2 separate regions of the Mus musculus genome follow, and region 1 is linked to region 2. A link is a loop called in an ENCODE intact Hi-C map of the cell type or tissue named here. Cell type or tissue: left cerebral cortex. All regions are shown on one strand.

Evidence for each region. Peaks named below come from ENCODE experiments on the same cell type or tissue, not always from the same donor. Only the 100,000 strongest peaks of a DNase experiment are listed, where the experiment ranks them.
Region 1: a loop joins it to region 2, with 2.1 times the contacts of the local background. A loop is called at or near these places in 2 of 42 quality-filtered maps.

Annotation. Positions count from the first base shown.
Region 1 is chr3:37,820,172-37,822,671 of GRCm38, reverse strand. No RefSeq gene overlaps it. Among named protein-coding and RNA genes, the nearest start is that of 4930556A17Rik, 6.8 kb to the left of the region's middle. In left cerebral cortex, no CTCF peak of the experiment used is centred here; a DNase peak (open chromatin) is centred at 1,471; H3K27ac peaks cover 758 bases.
Region 2 is chr3:37,962,893-37,965,392 of GRCm38, reverse strand. The region is part of intron 2 of Gm20755 (predicted gene, 20755); the gene reads right to left. Among named protein-coding and RNA genes, the nearest start is that of Gm22899, 31 kb to the left of the region's middle. In left cerebral cortex, no CTCF peak of the experiment used is centred here; a DNase peak (open chromatin) is centred at 1,146.

The DNA of each region.
Region 1 (2,500 bases), 140 kb after region 2:
CAGAAGTGACGAGAAGCTACCACCAAAGCATGCTGACTTGCCAATGAAGATCTATGGAGAAGAAACAGCACCGTGTGTTTATAAGGAACAGATAGATGCACAATATGACATGAGTTCCATATGCTCATGATGATGGTCCTGGCTAAGAAGGAGCTGCCTTCCATGGCAAGGGTGGCTGAAGAAGAGAGGGGGCTCAGCTTGAAGGACTGACAGCTCAAGTGGAAAAATCACGTTAGAAAAGGGTTCCCATCCCCCCCCCACATAAATTCATAATTAGCATGTTTTTCAGGAACTCTAGCCAGAAGTCCACCTATTCAATCCATTTTAGTCACACCTGACATCCTCCATGGCCTCCTACCCCTGAACACATATTATATTTAGAAACTGTTTGTCTGTCTGTTGGTCTGATTGCTATATGGAACAAATTTTCCTGAGTATTATTATATGATATGATTTGCCACTTAATCCAAAATATAATGCTGTCAGGTGCAAGCCCATAAAGTCATTGTTTTTGCACCTAAAGTCCACATCCATCTTCTTAAAGATAGTGTCTTTAATCATCTTAATTAGTCTCTGCTGGTGTGTGATATTTTTAAGTGATTAATGCGGATTTTGTCCCAAACATCTCAGAATTCAGTCAGTAAATCTTTATCAAATGTCTAATTGGTCAATGAACTGTAAAGAAGATTTAAGCAATAACTACAATTCATGCAGAAACTTAGAATCTCACAATTTAGTCAGCATGTCCTCTAAAGCTCTCATAGGCAAAGCATAATTGTTTATGATTTTTTATAATACTTATATTTGCTTTATGTGCATACACGTTCTGCCTGTGTGTGTGTGTGTGTATGCACCACAAGCATGTAGTGCCCACTGGAGTTCCTGGCAGTTGTGGAGTGTCTTACGGTGCTGAGAACAGAATCTGGACCCTCTGTAAGAGCAGCCATTGCTCATAACCACTGATCCAGCTTTCAGGGCCCTCAGGAAACCAATTTTTAAAATAAATTAGCAAGCCACTTTTTCTGTCTCTAAAGGGTGATTGTTATTCCTTAAAAAAAAAAAGTAACCATACTTAGAAATCTAGCCTATAATAAGACTTCTATTTCTATGACAACGGTAAAAATTATGCCTGATATTTTTTACTTTTTTGTTTCTAAATGCAGCAATGATCTAAGTTTCTAAGGGGGGAGAAACAATAATGGGAACACTTGCTTTTATGCTTTTTTTTTTTAAGTGAAAATGTTACATTGTTGGTCACAATTTCCGTGGTGTCAAGAGCCCACTGGCTGGCATGTTCCACACTGACTGAACGACTGAAGCCTTTAAACCCACTTACTACAAAATGGAAATGTCTGTTTCTTCTTTCAGAAAAGAAACCACCACCCTGTGATTAAAACTCCCCACAGTTGTTCTTAAAGAGCTTTAACTGTTTTCAAAAAGAAATTTTTTTTCTATTTTTACCAGAAATTGTCCTCTCCACAGAATCGAGGTGCCAAGCTCTATGAGCAGTTGGCAACTGAGTGACTGAGAGTAGTCAGCCCTTCTCCCCTGCTTTTTCCTCTCTGTCCGAGAGGATAGGGGTGGATCGCTTTGAAAATTTCTAGTCTTTCCACAGTGACCTCCTTTTCAGCTGTGGCTTCCCTCAAAGGAAGTGACTGCCCAAAACATCCTCTCAGCCATGTAGTCTTTGCCATAGAATACTGAATTTTAGCCACTCTGACGACAGTAGGGGAATCATGAGTTCAAAGACAGCCTGAACTAAAGAGTAAGACCCTAAGGGCAAGGGTTGGGGAAGGGAGGCAGAAGGAGTGAGGGAAAGAGATATCAAGGCCAAAGAATCCCCAAATGGCTACAAATCTAAATTCTAGAGGCAGGCGAATCCAAGACTGATGTCCTCAGCAAACAAGGGGCCTGTGCCTGTCTCAGAAGCGTTTTCTTCTCCTTTGTGTTCTTGTTTGGGACTGGTCTGATGGTAATGGTCCCACTGTGCTTCACTGTTGCTGTTAACCCCAAAGATGTGAGAAGAAAGATCACTGACCCAAATCATCACGGTCAAATTAACGAAAGCAAGCAACTAATTTGAACAAACATTTTCATTCTTGTAAACGGGTGGCCAGATTTAGACATGAGGAAGACCAAGGTTTTCATACCTCAGAGGTAGGGGGATTTGGTGGGCAAAATAGGCAGGGTCACAGAAGCAGAACAGAAGCCCAAGTCAGCCATAACCACCTCCTGATACAGGGACATGATTGCAAGGTGGCCCTAACAAGGTTGTCATAGCAACAGCTAGTCATAACAATAAGCTCCTCTTATAGGGGATGGCTTGAGCGTCTATTTGTCTCTTTGGAGAGGGTGTGAAGGTTTGCAATTAATTGTTCAGAGGCTGCCTATATGAAGCTTTACTCACTAAATCAAGCACAGCAAGTCCAGGCCTTGGAGCCACTCTCTGCTGCCACTTCTTCCCTAAGTGAGAAAGAGCCAATGTGTTAGTCTAGATCCT
Region 2 (2,500 bases):
TTCTTGCCAACATTTTTAAATATTTAAAGGCTTTCATTTCACTCAAAGTTTTTATGACGCCATGTAATTTGAATGTGAGTCAGCTTGGATGGGGTATTTGGTTGTGATTTCTCCAAGGACAGCGTAGACAGGGTTTGATTTTCTCAATACTGCATACAAGTGCCTACTGCTGTCTACACAACTGCAACATTCCCAATGGGTCCTGTGAAAGCAAAGCAGGGCTATGATCTGGCCTGTCTAACCCACTCATTGCATTCATGGGTTTTCTGTTTCCTTCTACCACAGACCTCTGCTATGTGGGGGCTGGTGTTTCAGAAAAGACCGAAGGAAAGAAGCCACATCTATCAGTGTTATATGTGATTCTAAGCTCCTAGAACTGGTGTCTTCCTCCAGCATATTCATTAAGGTTAATGAATATGCATTAACCTTAAATCATGTTAAATTCGGACATAAAAGGTTAGGTTCAAATCCTAGGTCTATCTCTCACTTTGTATCTGGGCCTTGACTGTGGTCCGACCTAGTTCACTAGTGACAATTCCAGAGTTTGTGTAAGAATGGCCAAAGTTGTATTTCTGAGGCTTTCTTGTGTTACAAGCCTATCATGTATTGTGCCTACTTAATCAGCCATGGCTACCATTGCTGTGCGCTGTGTGGCAGTCACAGTAGCAAAGACAGTAATTACAAACAAATGCTTGATTTTTTTTTTTTTACTGTGGCTACAAAAGATCAAAAGAAAACAGGCAAAAGTGAGTGTTTTAGTATGTGGAGAAGCCCAGAACCTAAACATCCACACGACAGACATGATAATGAATGAGTTCGCACTGGTGAGCACTGTGTGTGACCACAGCTGCAGCCGACACCCATGAACCCGGACGCCCATTAACTCTTTGCAAGTAAGTTCTACTCCTCTTGGGAGACTAAGCAGCTCCCATGTGATTAAGATTAAGCTGAAACATTGGCTGTGGGTGTCTGTTTTGGAACTGGCACTAATCGGACTCCTATGCCAGCATTCTGTGTTCCTGTGATCCTGCCATGGGCAAGCATGTCAGGTTCTAGCAGAAATATGATAAGCCAACACCGACTTTGGATTTTCATCACATTTGTTTCAATTTCTAATTAAACTCAACTCCAGCGCCTTCTGTAGACACTAACTCCAGGGTGCAAAGAAAATCGTGTGTGGAGAATGTAACAGATGGTTTTGCAAGCTGATAACCCAAGTTCCCGGCTCTAACTTCAAAGTATGTATAGTCCAAGCCTCTTGTGATTGGCCTGCAGTTGGTATAATTTAAATATTTTGAAGTCTTCAGTTTAAAATATAAACAGAAAAGAAAGACGATTCAATGTCTTATGTTTCTGGAGATTTCTTATTTGAGTCTGAGGACAGGAATAATCATATTCACTACAGAGTAACGCTCCTACCAGCATAATCCTCACTTTTACAAACCACATCATAAGCATTGTTTTTCAAAAGCTTAGATTAGCATGAGCTGACACGCTTAACATCTCCAGGACATCTAAGAGTCAGTCAACAAACTGAAGCTGTCGAGCGAGTGTCGGCCCTTGTGGTAGAGAAGGTTAGTCTGATGTCTGCTCCTAAGGAATCCAAGAACAGCAGAAACCAAGCACATCATTCAGAGAGGACTCTGATAAAAGAATCACAAATTATTGACTTGTTTTATACACACTGATTAGCCACCAGTCACATTAACATTTGTGTCCCAGACCCCAAGAAAAACAACACATTAGACCTGAGCCTGTCTGCTGCCCTTATGCCCAGGGAGTACGGGCTCTGTTGAGAATGGATCTCATACTGGCCTGGTACTGGCTACACAGCCTAGGCTGGCTGGCCAAGGAATCCCAGCGATCTTCATGTCTCAGCCCCTGCAGTACTGGATTTACAAGTGGGCGCCACGAAGGCTGGCTTATGTGTTCTTGGATGGAAGCTTGGGTCTTCATACTTTCAAAGCAAATACTTTAGTGCTGTACTAACTATGCCTTCTCTTAATAATTTAAATGTGTCTCCTTTAATATACTCTAACTTCTCTGGTTTCGCCATATCCTTCCTCCCCACTCACTTGTCTTTTTAACAGGTAATTGGGTGTCTTCCTCATCAGAATTATGCTTATGCATTTCCAGATTCCCCTTGTATTGCTTCTTCCTGCCAACTTCTTAGTTTACTCCCCTGTCAGTCTTTTCTCTGGATCATCCTGTTTCTTCCCGCTCAGTGACTGTTTGCTCTAGTCCAGGTGCGCTGCTATAGCTTAGAATGTCTGAAACAATGAGCCGGCGGGTCCTTCCTGGGAAGGCACAAAATGCTGGAGGCAAGCCATAGACCTCGGAGTGCCTTCCTTCACACACTCACGTGCCAACCTCACCATTACTTGTTCTGTTTGTAGAAGTCTCTTGGTTAGAACTTCATTTGTCTTCCACAGTGCAAACAAAGGAGAGTCGATTCCTTTGCATTATTCATGTTAGCTGTGCAGGTGAAGCTCTCTCTTAA